Regions from separate parts of the Homo sapiens genome. Here region 2 is linked to region 1. Evidence: chromatin loops called from intact Hi-C (ENCODE). Cell type or tissue: endothelial cell of umbilical vein. All regions are shown on one strand. Each heading gives the region's core, and the rest is flanking DNA. Links, peaks and the distances in the headings are about the cores only. Region 1 has its middle 24 kb from the start of C1QTNF9B. Region 2 has its middle 83 kb from the start of C1QTNF9B.

The links. A loop is a pair of places that touch in the nucleus more often than their neighbours do. Peaks named below come from ENCODE experiments on the same cell type or tissue, not always from the same donor. Only the 100,000 strongest peaks of a DNase experiment are listed, where the experiment ranks them.
Region 2: it touches region 1 in a loop (3-fold over the local background); 22 of 110 quality-filtered maps call a loop at or near these places.

What each region holds. Positions count from the first base shown.
Region 1 is chr13:23,917,433-23,925,774 of GRCh38, reverse strand. It overlaps the pseudogene ANKRD20A19P. Among named protein-coding and RNA genes, the nearest start is that of C1QTNF9B, 24 kb to the right of the region's middle. In endothelial cell of umbilical vein, for the core only: a CTCF peak has its summit at 4,215 (motif pointing left); DNase peaks (open chromatin) are centred at 3,244 and 4,204; H3K27ac peaks cover 1,508 bases; H3K27me3 peaks cover 561 bases.
Region 2 is chr13:23,976,392-23,984,733 of GRCh38, reverse strand. It overlaps a transcript of SPATA13 not described here. Among named protein-coding and RNA genes, the nearest start is that of C1QTNF9B, 83 kb to the right of the region's middle. In endothelial cell of umbilical vein, for the core only: no CTCF peak of the experiment used is centred there; DNase peaks (open chromatin) are centred at 4,403 and 5,043; H3K4me3 peaks cover 931 bases; H3K27ac peaks cover 356 bases; H3K27me3 peaks cover 146 bases.

The sequences.
Region 1 (8,342 bases), core at 105-8,104:
ACAGCCTTGAACTCTTGCGCTCAAGTGATCTTGCCTCCCCAGCCTCCCAAGTAGCTGGGCTACAGATGCACACCACTGCACCCAGTTTTTAGAACTGTCCTGCCAGGTGTAGTGGCCCACACCTGTAATCTGAGCTCTTTGGGAGACTGAGGCACTGGATAACTTGAGCCCAGGAGTTCAGGACCAGCCTGGGCAACATAATGAAACCCAAAATACAAAAATACAAAAAATGAACTAGGCATGGTGGCACACACCTGTAGTCCCAGCTACTTGGCAGGCTGAGGTGGGAGGATCACCTGAGCCCAGGAAGTCCAGGCTGTAGTGAGCTGTGATTATGCCACTGCACTCCAGGCTGGGTGACAGAGTAAGACCCTGTATCCAGAAATAAATAAATAAATTTCCCTCTAGTCAAAAAATGACCAAACATTAGACAAATATCTTAAACTGGGTCAAGCATAGTTGAACTATATTTCTTTTACTTACCAACTCTACAATTAGTGTAGTTTGTTGTTGTTAGATTCATCTTGAGATCCCCAGAAATTGATTCTTAATATGAGTGAAATCACATGACTGGACTGGAAGGTTCCTGGCACATCTCCGGGGGAGATGGGGACACTGTGTGGCTTTATGGAATTCTGGGTAGAAATAATGTAATTGATTGTTTGGTTGTAATTGCTATTTAAAGACTCTTGATAACTTTGCCGTCTTAGTCATCAATCATTCAAGTGATGGCAACATATAAAGACATAAGGGAACTTATTTTTAAAATTCAAATCATTGTTTGATTTAACTATTTAAAAACTTGAGTAATTGGCTAGCAATAGATATATTTTACAAAAATTGAAACTAAAATGCTGTAGGTGACAATCACAATTAAGGATGTACTGTTAGGTAAGGAAATGACAAAATTTTAACTTAAAAAATCTATTTAGTGCTATATGTTTACTTAATTCATAAAAGTATTTATTTTGGATTCCTTTAAATAATAGACATCCGTATGTGGTTAAATGTTTGGATGTCAATCATTCACTTACGATTAGGGGTGGAAAACTGAGGCTGGCACTGGAAAACAAAAATATTATGAACCAAAGTAAAATCAATTAGAAAGCCAAAGCATCTCAAAGTCTGTCTTTAGTTATCAAACAATAATATTCCATTTCTAAAATTTAGCTTTAATGCAGCTTTTAAAGAAATTGAAAATGTGTCAGTTACAATAAATGTTACATTTACTGAATAAAAGTTAACAAATGTTTATCTCTTGAAAATGAGAGCTCCAGGGACTGAAAAAAACTATAAAACTTTTATTTGCTTTCTTTATCAATACAAATTATTATAACTTTTACTTACCACGCCTAAGTCAATGAAACAACTCAGTATTTCACCAAATTAAAAACAAGAATTATATCGTAAAGATGAAATGCAAAGGAAAAAGGTAATATAACTAACCTTGAATCAGTAGTTCTTCACGCCATTTTTTGAAGTCAGTAGGCTTGAGGTAGGGATGACTAAGTCTTCCCTTGGAGTAATTTTTCCCTTAAGACCTAACCTATTATTAAGATTTCTAGGTCTGGCGTGGTGGCTCACACCTGTAATCCCAGCACTTTTGGGAAGCTGAGGTGGGTGGATTGCTTGAGCTCAGGAGTTCAAGACCAGTCTGGGCATCATGGTGAAACCCTGTCCCTACCAAACATACAAAAACTAGCTGAGCATGGTGGCACACACCTGTGGTTCCCACAACTCAGGAGGCTGAAGTAGGAGAATCTCTGGAGCCCGGGAAGTCAAGGCTGCAGTGAGCCAAGATTGAGCCACTGCACTCCAGCCTGGGTGACACAGCGAGACCGTTTCTAAAACAAAAACAGAAACAAAAATCCTTGAGTGTCCAACACAAGATGACTGTAGGACTAACCCAGTAGGATGAGTCTGAAAAAAGCTCTGGTCCACTCTTTCTCTACCTTCTCTACCAGATGTCTGGTACTGGCCTCTGCTTGCCTCTCATGAGTTCTGTGAAGATTGCAAAAGATAAGTGTAAGTAAAATTTTTTATTAAATAGTGTTTTAACACCAAAAATATGTCAGAGCTTGTCTACTGTATGCGATTGTAGTTTTAAAATTGTTCTAAAGAAATGCACAACGTGCAGGTTTGTTGCATATGTATACATGTGCCATGTTGGTGTGCTGCCCCCATTAACTCATCATTTACAATAGGTATTTCTATTAATGCCATCCTTCCCCCCTCCCTGCACCCCAGTGCGTGATGTTCCCCACCCTGTGTCCAAGTGTTCTCGTTGTTCAGTTCCCACCTATGAGTGAGAACATGCGGTGTTTGGTTTTCTGTCCTTGCGATAGTTTGCTCAGAATGATGGTTTCCAGCTTCATCCATGTCCCTACAAAGGACATGAACTCATCCTTTTTTATGGCTGCATACTATTCCATGGTGTTAAAGTATTATAATAATAATAAAAAAAAGAAGTACATGTATTTCTAGGAGGATTTCTAAGAAACAAGTACTTCCAACAAATTAGGGAAAAAGAAAAATTGCTGTTTTTGATTACTTGCTGACATCACAATATTTTGGCTATACTGTGTTACAAAATTGGTGTTACCTATTTATTTTTAATTTTTATAACGTGGCTCCTAGAACATTTAAAGTCATATATGTGGCTTCTGCTGTTCAAATTACTTTTTTACTGGTCTAGACCTTTTTTTTATTTTAACCACATATCCACCTAGGTGTTCCACTTGCATCTCTATCTCAGAAAATCTCAAGCCAGTTTCTCTCTTTCTCCAAATACACTTTTTCCATATCTTATTTTCTCAAGACAGAAGCCAAAACCATTGCTCCCACCCCCAAATGCCTAGTGAATACTATTGATTTTGTCTCCACAATCTCTTGATTCCAGTAGTTTCCCTCCAGATCTACTGACCTGTCCTAGCTGAGGCGTACACTCTTTCTTCCTGGATTATTGCACCATCCTCCTATATGAAATCCTTGAATTCAGTCTCACTCTCTCAAACCAGAGTAGCTGTTTTCTAAAGGAAATCTTATTTCCTCATCTTCCTGCTTGAAATGTCTCAGTTCCTTCCCATCTAGCTTAGTGTGACACAATTGTGCCCCAGTCTGGCTCTGGTCTACTTGCCCAGTTTTATTTACTATCTCTCCATAACAGGTGCCCTAAATTCTAGCCACACCAACGGCTTTCAGTGCTCTGAATGCGTCCCTCCATGCCTGGGTACTTTAGCCATGCTTTTCCCCAGTCAGACATTGTAGGCTGGGCACCTTCCAAGGCAAATCTTAGGCCCCACTTCAAACACTTCAATGGCCATGACTCAGGGGCTCTTCCAGGAGCCATGCAGATTACTCTCAGATTCCCCATACTCCATGCATGTCATACATCTCTATTCAATGCAACACCATGCTGAATTAGAATTGCCGATTTTAAGATGGTCACTGTTTCAGATGCATTTTGACACTCTTAAAAGTGACTGATACTGAGCAGGTCTTGACTGGATAAATCCCTCAATCTTTTCTCCCGGCCCTATCACCTTGCCTACATTTTTCTCTTGCCTGAGTCTTAACAGGTAACACTTGCTGCCTTCTGGAATGGCTCTGCTGATAAGATTCTTGGGGATGCCATTTAGAAATACTTGCATTTAAAGAGTATGTGGGATGATGAATATGTTAATTTACTTGACTACAATAACCATTTCACTATGTATAAATATGTCAATATATCATGTTTTACTTCTTAAATATATGTAATTAATAAACCAAGACTTTTTTAAAAGCCAGAAATGATTGTGTTTAGGAAACCAATTTAGATATTTTAAAAATTAGCCCTCAAAGACGTTTTCAAGTATTTTTTTTCAGCACCCTTGTACAAGTCACTCATTACCTGGGAAAAATTAAGCATTTGACATTGAGGAATAATTCAGAGCAACAATTTTAGAGAAGAATGAGAGAGCTGAGCTGGTAATCAAAAAGAACTAAAGCCATCTTCAAAGGCAGTTAGCTCCTAGCATTGTAACCACAGCACCAGAGGTGGGGCCTGCCCTCTGTCTTGCACACATCCCCCTCAGGCTGAGCAAGGTGTTATTTTTAACTACTTTGTGAATTACAATTCCCCTCATGCCTATGTTAATCATTCCCCATTTCACAAGGATGCCCTTCTGTAATGAAAAAACTGTACAGGATAGTTTGTCTCAAGGCGCCCTCTAGTGGTAATACCAGAGATCACAATCAAAGAAAGTTAATTTACCGAGTGCCAGAATGTGCCAAGAGTAATAATAGTACTTGACTTTTTAAAAAATAAAACTGTCTTTATTCACAAATTACTTTATTGAATAACTAGGAAATCCAATCGACAACAAGAACAATACAAACTTCTGGAACAAATAAGTGAGTTTAGCAAGGTCTCAAAATACAAGATTAATATACAAAAGCCCATTTCTTTCCTATATGTCAATAAAGAGCAATTCGAATTTGAAATTTTAAAAAATACAGTTTACAATAGCATCAAAAAATAATGAGGTATTTACAATTATACATGTAACAAAATACATACAGGATATATATGTGAAAAACTACAAAACACTGATGAATCAGAATATTTAAATACATGGAGAGAGAGTTCATGTTCGTATATTGGAAGACAATTTTTTAAAATAATTTCAACTTGTGTTTTAGATTCAGGGAGCCCACGTGCAGGTTTGTTACGTGGCTGTATTGCATGATGCTGAGGTTTGCATTGTGATTGATTCCATCACCCAGGTACTAAGCATAGCACCCAAGAGTTAGTTTTTCACACATTGCCCACTTCTTGCCCTCTGCCATTTAGTAGTCCCCAGTGTTTATTATTGCCACCTTTATGTCTATGAGTACCCAATGTTTAGCTGCCACTTACAAGTAAGAGCATGCAGTATTTAGTTTTCTGTTAATTTTATGTTAATTTGCTTAGGATAATGGCATCCAGCTGCATCCATGTTGCTGCAAGAAAACATGATTTCATTCTTTTTTATGGCCATAGTGTATATGTACCACATTTTCTTTATCCAGTTCACCATTGATGGGCACCTAGGTTTATTCCATGTCTTTGCTATTGTGAAACGTGCTGCCATGAACATAGGAGTGCATATGTCTTTTTGGAAGAATGGTTTATTTTCTTTTGTATATATACTCAGTAATGGAATTGCTGGGTTGAATGCTAGTTCTAAGTTTTTTGAGAAATCTTCAAACAGCTTTCTATAGTGGCTGAACTAAATTACACTCCCACCAGCAGTGTATAAGCATTCCCTTTTCTCTACCGCCTTGCCAGCATCTGTCATTTTTTGACTTTTTAATAATAGCCATCCTGATGATATCTCACCATGGTTTCGATTTGCATTTCTCTGATGATTAATGAGGTTGAGTATTTTTTTTTCATATGTTTGTTGGCCACCCTGTGTCTTTTTTGAGAACTGTCTCTTTACATCTTTTGCCCACTTTTTAATGGGGTCATTTGCTTTTTGCTTGTTGAATTGTTTAGGCTCCTTATAGATTCTGGATATTAGACCTTTTTCAGATGCATAGTTTGCAAATATTTTATCCCATTTTGTAGGTTGTGCGTTTACAGTGTTGATAGTTTATTTTGCTGTGCAGAAGCTCTTTAGTTTAATTAGGTTCCACTTGTCAATTTTTGTTTCTGTTTCAAATGTTTTGAGGACTCCAAATTCTTTCTTAAGGCCAATGTATAGAATGGTATTTTCTAGGTTTTCTCCTAGGACTCTTATAGTTTGAAATCTTACATTTAAATCTTTAATCCATCTTGAGTTAATGTTTGTATATGGTATAAGCTAAGGGGGTCCAGTTTCATTCTTCTGCACATGGCTAGCCAGTTATGCCAGCACCTTTTATTGAATAGGAAGTCTTTTCCCCATTATTTATTTTTGTCTAATCTGTTGTAGATCAGATGATTAGAGGTGTGCATCTTTATTTCTTGGGTCTCTATACTGTTCCAGTGGTCTATGTGTCTATTTTTGTGCCGGTATCATGTTGTTCTGGTTAATGTAGCCTGATAGGATATAGTACAAAGTCGGGTCATGTAATGCCTTAAACTTTGTTCTTTTTGCTTAGGACTTCTTCGGCTATATGGGCTCTTTCTCGGTTCCATATGAGGATTAGAACAGTTTTTTCCTAATTCTGTGAAAAATGGCATTGGTAGTTTGATAGAAATAGCATTGAACTTATAGATTGTTTTGGGCAATAGTGATTCTTCCAATCCATGAGCATGAATGTTTTCCCATTTATTTGTGTCATCTCTGATTTCTTTCAGCAATGTTTTGTAGTTCTCTTAGTAGAGATATTAACTTCCTCAGTTAGATGTATTCCTAAGTATTTTTTAATGGACATCGTAAATGGGATTGCATTCTTGATTTGGCTCTGAGCTTGAATGTTACTGGTATATATAAATGCTACTAATTTTTGTACATTGATTTTGTATCCTGAAACTTTGCTGAAATTAAAATCATTGAACAGTTCCAGGAGCCTTTTAGCAGAGTCTTCAGGGTTCTCTAGGTATAGAATCATATCATCAGTGAAGAGAGTTTGACTTCCTCTTTTCCTATATGGATGCCTTTAATTTCTTTCTCTTGCCTGATTGCTCTGGCTAGGACTTACAGTACTATGTTGAATAGGAGTGGTGAGAGATGATATCCTTGTCTTACTCTCAAGGGGAATGCTTCCAGCTTTTGCCCATTCAGCATGATGATGGCTATAAGTCTGTCATAGATAGCTCTTAATATTTTGAGGTTTGTTCCTTTGATGTCTAGATTGTTGAGGGGTTTTATCATGAAAGCATGTTGGATTGTATCAAAAGCTTTGTCCACATCTATGGAGATAAACTGTGGTTTCTTGTTTTAATCCTGTTTATGTGGTGAATCACATTTATTGATTAACATTTGTTGAACTAACCTTGCACCTCAGGAATACAGCCTACTTGATCATGGAGAATTAACTTCTTGATTTGCTGCTGCATTCATTAGTATTTGTTTGAGGATTTTTGCATCTATGTTCATCAGGGATATTGACCTGTAGTTTTCTTGTATAGCTATGTCTTTGCAAGATTTTGGTAACAGGATGACACTGTCTTTGTAGATTGATTTAGGGAGGAGTCCCACCTCCTTGATTTTTTTGGGATTAGGTTCAGCAGAATTGGCACCAGCTCTTCTTTGTACATCTGGTAGAATTCAGCTGTGAATCCGTCAAGTTTGTGGCTTTTTTTGGTTGGAGTTTTTAAGTTTTTTAAATTACTGATTCAATTATGGAACTCAATATTGGTTTGTTCAGGGTTTCAATTTCTTCCTGATTCAGTCTTAGGAGGTTGTGGGTTCCCAGGAATGTACCCATTTCCTGTAGATTTTTTAGTTTGTTTGCATAGAGGTATTCATAATCGTTGCTGAGAATCTTTTGCATTTCTGTGGGATTGGTTGTAATGTCATCTTTGTCATTTCTGATTGTGCTGGTTTGGATCTTCTTTTTCTGTTTGTTCAGCTAGCTGGTTGTCTGTTGATTTTCTATCCTTTCAAAGACCCAACTTGTGGTTTCATTAATTATTTGTATGGATTTTTGGGTTTCCATTTGCATTCAGTTTTGCTCTTCTTTCTTTTCTTCTGGTAGCTTTGGGGCTAGTTTGTTCTTATTTTCCTAGTTCCTCTAGGTGTGATGTTCAATTGTTAATTTGAGATCTTTCTAACTTTTTGATGTAGGTATTTAGGGCTACAAACTTTCCTCTTAATACTGCTTTTGCTGTATCCCACTGATTTTGGTATATTGTGTCTTTGTTATAATTTATTGCATGGATTTTTTTTTTATTTCTGCCTTAATTTTGTTGTTTACCCAAAAGTCATTCAGGAGCAGGTTTTTTCATTTTCATATAATCATGTAGTTTTGAGAGATTATCTTGGTACTAATTTCTATTTTTATTCCATTGTGATCAGAAAGTATCATTGGCATGATTTGTATTTTTCTAATTTATTGAGACTTCCTTTATGACCAAAAATGTGGTTGATCTTGGAGAATGTTCTGTGTGCAGAAAAGAAACATGTATATTCTGGGGTTGATGAACTGAGTACTCTGTAGATGTCTATTAGGTTCGGTTGATCAGGTGTACAATTTTGGTCTAGAATTTGTTAGTTTCCTGCCTTGATGATCTAATGCTGTCAGTGGGGTGTTGAAGTCCTCCACTATTGATTATGTGGCTGTACAAGTCTTTTTGTAGGTCTAGAACTTCTCATTTTATGAATGTGGGTGCTCCAGTGTTGGGTGCATATACATTTAGAACAGTTAAGTCTCCTTGTTGAATTAAACCT
Region 2 (8,342 bases), core at 120-8,119, 59 kb before region 1:
ACCGATCAAGGAAAGCTGCTGGATCTTGTCCAAGCAGTGCATTCCGAACACTTTCCGTGTTCCTTGGAAAAGCTCCACCAGGTGCATTGGAGCCCTGCTCTTCAGCAGGGATACTGCAGAATTTCATCCGGGGCCTCACACTTAAAAGTAAAGGGGTATGACTGGGGTTGGAAATGCGAGGATGACACAGACCACAGCTCCACCACTCACGGTGGGAAGGACAGGTGCTGCGCGGGGCCATGATAGAAACAGATTCCTAGAACAATGCACACGGTTTCTATTCAACTTACAGAGAAGAGCCAAGAAGCAACCTCATATAATTCTTTCAGCAAATGATGGATAAAATAGAAGACTACTCTCCCTCCCTTTGAAGGCAGAATATAAAGTAATGAAGGAAGTTAAGGAGACAAACACAAGTACTTTGAGACTCTGATGACTGGTGAATACCGAAACTTCTGTGGCAGAAGACTCTGGAACCTTCTTCTTTAGCTGACTTGAAACACAGTATTGATTTCTACCTTTACAAAACAGACACTATGTAGTCCAGCCAAGGGCAAGATACTGACCACAAGACCTGCAGGCTTCGCCCTAGACCCTATCATTTTATGACCACATATTTTAACAATTGGAGTTCTTGCCACACGTTCCAATTACACCCTTGTTAGTTGCTCAATGCCTCAGTGAAAACCTTCAAATTCTACTGGCTGCCCTTCACAAACAGCCTGAAATACTCTGCCATAGGTATCTTGTTAGAAATAAGCATGGATAATGCCATGCAGGCAGAAAGTTGCTCAACTTACCTTCACGGCCAGGATGTTTGTGAGGCCTACGCTTTGCCATCTGCACGGTGTTGCCATTTCATTTTCATCAGGCCTGTGGTGCTGCACAGGCAGCGAATATGACTCCCATCACTCTGCAGCTCAAAAAATGCAGATAGACAGGTCACCCCTAGCTGGAACTAGGCTTCATCTTCCCTTGTCAGAGCTTGACAAGGTTTGAAGCTGGCCCTGCAGAGATGAGAGTGAAAATAAATTATGAAGCAAGCTAGATATAGAATTCAGTTCTGGATGTTTTTTAAAAAAAAAAAACAACCAACAGAATATACTAGTGTAAAAATAAATGGCCACTATTTGCTCAACCATTTATTTGTGCTAAGAGAAAATACTAATGAGAATAACAAAGCAATTGAAACAGGTCAACAGGTTTTGTCTTCAAAGTCACAGATCAGTGTCCACTTTTTAAAAATTCTCTGCTCTGGGCTCAAAATTCACAGGATGAAGTCCTGACTCCAGTACCTCAGAATGGGACTGTGTTTGGAGATAGGGCCTTCATAGCGGTAATTGAGGTATAATGAGGTCATATGGGTGGGCTCTAATCCAGTATGACTGGTGTCCTTATAAGCAGAGATTAGGACACAGACAATATAGAAGGATGACCACGTGAAGACGCAGTAAGAAGGCAGTTGTTTGTGAGCCAAGGAGCGCGGCGTCAGAAAAAACCATCCCTGCAGACTCCTTGATCTCGGACTACCAGCCCCCAGCACTGGGACAATCAAGGTCTGTCACTTAAGCCCCCAGGCTGTGGTGTTTTGTGATGGCAGCCCGAACAAAGACACTCTCTCCCAACCCCTCACTCCCATTTTTGAACAGTGGCTGGTTTTCGATCAACTTCACTTGACTCTTCCTTCTCAATCTCACTTCATTTTGCTCCAGGGAGCCCCTCTCCAGCTCCTCCTTTCACTGGCCCTGCCCCTTTGTCTTTTGAAAGAGTTTCTCTCACCTTCTTCCCAGACGGCAGAGCAGCCTTGAGGAGGTGAGGGAGAGAAGGGATCTTGCACCTAGCACTCCAGGGCTGGTGGGAGACCCAGCCTCCCGAAGCTCACACGTGTACCTGGTTTGCAATGGCAGAATAAAAATCATGTGACACGGTCAGAAGATGCACCTCTTCCTTTCTGGGTGACCCTGTCTGACTCGTTCAACTTCTCTGAGCTTCTGTTTTCTCACATATTTAAAAAATGGTGATGTGAATTCCTGAGTGGTTGTTGTAAGGCTCAATGAAGATAATGCATTGAAAAATATTTCATATGCTAATCACTACAACTCAGTTTTTCTACCTATGAAATAGGTACTCCCTAGCATTTCACAGTAGAGTTTAATGAAAAAAAAATCAGCAAATAAGCAAAACTTCTGTGACTCAGGATAGTATCTATAAAAGTATTAGTTCTACTCTAGTTTTCATCAGTCCGGTAAAGTTTATTTTTGCTTTTTCTGCCAGTTAATATTTATGAAGAGTGTTGTATTTAGTATTATGAAGAGAATTCTAAAGACACAGAAGACCTGGTCCTTGCCTTCAGGGATTCTGCAATCTATTTGAAAAAATAAAATTTTAACAGTAAAATAGCTTATAAAATTAGTTCAAAGAGGTTTCCCAGGCTGCAGTGGAAAATGCATAGCAAAGTCTTCATGCAGGACCAGCCAGGTCCATACCTGAACTTTCTAGGTAGAAATTTTTCCTATGACCTCTCTAATGTGGCTGCAAGTGGAAAGTAAGAAATCTGACAAAAAATTTAAAAAGTTAATAAAAACTTAAATGATAACTAGTGTATTTTGCTTTAAACAAATCTAATGCTATAGCGATTTATTAAACACAGTACTTTAAAACACACACATCTTTACATGTTTTAAAATCATGAATAACCAAATTTAAATTTTCTCATTTACTTCCCAGGAACCCCTGGAAAAAGTATTATTGACAATGACAACATTCCAGTTGGAAGAACACATCTTCAGAATGCAATTGGTATCTGATTTTAGAAATACGTGACTTCAGATCTCAACCAAAAAGAAAATTGCATCACAGTTATTGTTTTTAAGAAATTCACTTACCATTATGAATGATCAAAAAATATAGTCATTCAGGTAGTGAGGATTTAATGATCAAAGGGCGAATGTTCCAAAATATATGTCATAGCAGTGGCTTTTGGATCTTGAGCCTGACTGGCCGTGAGACATGAGGCTTATCACCGCACTTCTCTGAGTGCTGGACTCCTTCTATTTTAAATGGGTCCAAAAATGCCTGCCTTGAAAGAGCAAAACCCACAACGCAAATGAAGTTCCAAGCTCAGCTGTGGTCTGTGTACCTGAGGCCCTGGCCAGTAGCAGGGGCTGTCCTGGTGGCATCTCACAATGAGAATGTACCACAGTGGTTTACAACTGCTTCCTAGCATTTCCGGCTCCCGAAACTGTGAATTTTTCTAATTCAGTTTTGTATGTTCTTCTCACCACTTATCTCTCTGCTCTCAAGTCTAGCACTGTACACAGCACATAGTAGAGCCTCAGTAAATGTTTGATGAATGAGTATCTGAGTAAACAAATAACATAATTTGTAAAATAGAAGTACTATTGTAGCTACAAAAAAACTGCTCTAAAAAAGATCATTCGAACCCCTTGACATTTTTTTTTTCCTATGGTATATGGCTAAAACAAGTAATCTTTGACATAGTAAGACAAAATCACCTAGCACATCTCCATGTATGAAAATACCCATAGAAATAAAATGAGGCTGATGCTCTCTAGTCCTTTGTGAAAGTCGCCATCTTTCCAACAGTAGAACTGTCTGCATTTTTAGTGCTGGGCCTAATATTTAGTACTGCTACCGGCTTTATATATTTTTCTTTTGCAAATGTTTTTGGTTAGTATGTTTGAAAAGCTGAGGAACAATTCGTTTCGTGGATCCAAATCTGGTTCTGTACTTTACTTTTTAAATGATAATTAAGGAACTCCCATCAGTAGATGCTACCTTAAAAACGAGGAAATACAACGTATTTTTTAAAAAACTTTGTTGGCCAGGCGCAGTGGCTCAAGCTTCTAATCCCAGCACTTAGGGAGGCCGAGGCGGGCGGATCACCTGAGGTCAGGAGTTTGAGACCAGCCTGGCCATTATGGTGAAACCCTTTCTCTATTAAAAATACAAAAATTAGCCTTGTGTAGCGACGGCCGCCTGTAATCCCAGCTACTCGGGAGGGTGAGGCAGGAGAATCGCTTGAACCCGGGAGGCAGAGGTTTCAGTGAGCTAAGATCCGCCACTGCCCTCCAACCTGGGCGACAAAGTAAGACTGTCTCAAAACGAACAAAACAAAACAAAACTTCGTTAAGTAGGAGTACTATTCTTGTTCATGTCTTCCATAACACCACAATCCAAATATTTTCAAAAGCAGAGCATTAAGGTATTAAGTAGGTGATAGTTTATTCCCTAACCAAGTGACAGAGGCTGCCAGCGGACTGTGGATTGACACCGACAGACACACACACCAACGAAGCATCAGAGTGGGGGCTCACGCAGTGACGCTGAGCACCGGGAGATTTCGGCCTCCCCCGCGGCTCCTCCGTCGCCCGGCAACACAGCCACGCTGCGGCTCGGCCCCTCCCCCGCTGCCATGGCAACGCGACCGCCAGGCTGGCTTTGTGCAACTACTGCCCCGGCGCCCCTATGCGCTCACCCCTTGAGCCTGCTGGGGCCGCGGCAACTTTTCTTTTCTTCTTTTTTTTTTGAGACGGAGTCTCGCTCTGTCGCCGAGGATGGAGTGGCGCGATCTCGGCTCACTGCAAGCTCGGCCATGACAACTTCTCTAACCTCACCGCACCTATAGCTCTATCCCTTCTCCTACCCGGAGCCGCTGATCATCAACTTTCACCCCCCACTTCAGGAAAAAAATGTTCCACGGGCACAGGATTTCGGCCAAATGCTGCTTGGCTCTACCTTCTCCAAAAGTGCGGGCGAGGTGACAATATGTAGAGAAATCCCACTTGCCTGTCTCAGCATCCCTCCTACGTCCTCAGAGGGTCCTTGGAGGGATCCCAGCATCCCGCTCCGAGCTGGAAGGGGGAGGAAGGTCACGGAGAAGCCGACTGGAAACTGTCCCGGGTGCGCGCCGCCCCCATGCCCTGCGCCCTCTTCATTTCCTCGGCCAGGGCGGGACCTCCCAGCCGCTGGGCCCAGGACCGCAGCGAATCAGTCTCTGGCTCCCCGCCCAGCAGAACTCAGACAGGCTCTGGACGGCTGTCCGAATGCCGCGTTTCCCTGGCGATGAGCAGTTCCGCATCACCCTCTGCGGCTAGCTCGGCTTCCAGGGCCGGGGCTGTGCTATTGTTTGCTGTTCTTCGTGGGTAGGACGGTGGGGGGCCCGGGCTGAGCCCGGAGCAGGAGGACCTGGGGTGAATTTCTTGCAGGCCTTTTCTCTCCCTTCTCCCAACCCCTTACTGTTGCATATTCATAAGAAGGCGGGGTCGTTTCCCATCTCCTTTAAAATTTCCCAGGCTTGAGGATCAGCGGAAAAGAATTGGGGTATAATTCTTTTCCCCTGACACAGACAAGCAAATACAGGATTCCTGTTCACAATTTCTTCCTCCACCCTCAGGCAGCAAGGACACACACACACACACACACACACTCACACACACACTTCTTAATTTCAAAGAGATCCTGACTGAAGTGGGAATCAAGTTTCCAACACGTGAACTTTAGCAGATACATTCAAACCATAGCAGGTGGTAAAATTATCATGACTGGAAGATGATATAATTATATCCCAAGATAATCAATTGTTAAACTATTAGATACAAAGGAAATTAGAAAGTAACAATATATAAAAGATCACTATGTGGGCTCAGTAGCAGAATGTAGGTGACAGAATTCATTGGTGAACTTGAAGATAGACCAATAGAAAGTATTCAATTGAAAAACAGAGGGCTGGCATGGTGCCTCATGCCTATAATCCCAGCATTTTGGGAGGCCAAGGTGAGGCCAGGAGTTCAAGAGCAGCTGGGAGACATAGCAAGACCGCCATCTCTACCAAAAAAAAAAATTTTTTTAATTAGTTGGGTGTGGTGCTGCATGCTTGTACTCCAGCTGCTCCAGTGGTTGAGGAGGGAAGATCGCTTGAGCCCAGGAGGTTGAGGTTGCAGCGAGCTGTGACTGTACCACTGCACTCCACAAAATGAGACCCTGTCTCAAAAACAAACAAAAAAAGACAAATAGAGAATGTTAGGAGACCTGTGAACAGCACTCCAGCCTGGGCAACAGAGAAACTCCATCCCTGAAAAAAAAGTAAATATAAATAGATGAAACAGTCGAACCAAAAGACAGAGATTAGCAGGTGGAATATATTAATAAAAACAAGAACGTATGTGCTGTCTACAAAAGATGCTATTTAAATGCAAAAGTACAAATGAGTCGAAAGTAAAAGAATGAAAAAACGCATACCATGGAAACATAAGAAAGCATCAGAAAGCTGAAGTAGCTGCATTACCACAAAGAGATTTTAAGAAAAAAGTGGTGCTAGAGATAAACAAGATCATCTCATAATGATATAAACCCAAAGTAAGTAGAAGGAAAGAAATAATAAAGGTAACAGTGGAAATCAATGAAACAGAAAACGGACACACTCAAAAGTCAATGGAATCAAAAGCTTGCTCTCTGAAAATTGATAAACTTTTAGCCAACCTGGTCAATTAAAAATCAATGGCCACAGGCCAGGTGCCCAGTAGCTCACGCTTGTAATCCCAGCACTTTGGGAGGCCGAGACAGGTGGATCACTTGAAGTTAGGAGTTTGAGACCAGCCTGACCAACATGGTAAACCCCATCTCTACTAAAAATACAAAAATTAGCCGGGTGTGGTGATGCGTGCCTGTAATCCCAGCTACTCCAGAGTCGGAGGCAGGAGGATTGCTTGAACCCAGGAGGTGAAGGGATGCAGTCAGCAGATACTGCACCACTGCACTCCAGCCTGGGTGACAGAGCTAGAACCTGTCTCAAAAAAATAAATAAATAAATAAAAAAGAAAAGAAAAAGAAAAAATTATCAATATCAGAAATGGGAGAGAATTATTGGTACAGTTCTTACAGTTATCAAAAGAAAAATAAGAAAAAAAATTGTGAGCAACACTATGCCAAAAAGTTCAATAATTTAGATAAAAAAGATTCTCTGAAAGACAGAAATTACAAAAACAGACTCACAAAAACCCAGAAGACCCAGATTGCCCTACAACAAATTACTATTACGATTCCTATGAAACAGTGTCTCACTTTTTTGCCCAGGCTGGACTTCAGTGGCCTGACCATGGCTCACAGCAGCCTGGACCTCTTGGGCTCAAGTGATCCTCCCACCTCAGCCTCCTCAGTAACTAGGACTACAGGCACACACCACCAAGCCTAGTTAATTAAAAAAAAAATTTTTTTTGTAGATACAAGGTCTCCTTACAGTGCTCAGACTGGTCTTGAATTCCAGGGCTTAAGCAATCCTCCCACCTTAACCTCCCAAAGTGCTGAGCTTACAGGTATGAGCCACTGTGCCCAGACTATTAGTAAAAATTATTTTTTAAATAAAAACTTTTCGACAGAGAAAACTCCAGACTCTGATGACTTCATGGTGAATTTTATGAAATATTTAAGTTTTTTGAAACATTTAAGTTTTAACATGTTAAGTGAAAAAATTATGTTTTAACACATAACCATCTCTCCCAAACTATGTCAGGTAAAAGAAGAGGGAATACTGCTCTACTCATTTTATAAGGCCTGCAATACCTTGGTTTAATACTTGACAGAGACATACTAAGAAAACTATAGACTAATATCCTTCATGAAAATAAATGCAAAAATTTTAAACAAAATATTAAGAAATTGAATCTAGCAATTTTTTTTAAAAAAGTACCATGATCAACTGGTGTTTCTCCAACAAATGCAATGTTGCTTTGATATGAAAAGCAAATAATATAATTCACCATTTTAATAGAATATAGGAGAAAAATCATGTGATCATTTCAACAGATGCAGGAAAAAACTATTTGACAAAGTTCAACACCAATTCATGATAAAACTCTTGGCAAACTCAGAATAGGATGAAATTTCCTCAACCTAAAAAAGGGCATCTGTAAAAAACTTAGAGCTAACATCATATTTAATTGTGAAAAACTAAGTGCTTTCTACCTTAGAACAGAAACAAGACAGAAATATCCACTCTTACAAAGATAGTTCAAAAAGACAAGAAAAAAAAAACACAGTTTGTAAAGGAAGAAGTAAAACTGTCTTATTTACATAGTCAACATAATTATGTATATAAACAATCCTAAAGGAATATACAAAATCTCCTAGACCAAGTGATTACAGCAAGATCACAGGATAAGAGATCAATATGCAATAATCACATTTTATTTCTGTATATCAGTAGCAAGCAATTGAAAATGACATTTAAAAAAGAAATACGGTATGTTCTCACTCATAAGTGGGAGATAAGCTATGAGGATACAAAGCCATAAGAATGATACGGTGGACTTTGGGGGCTTGTG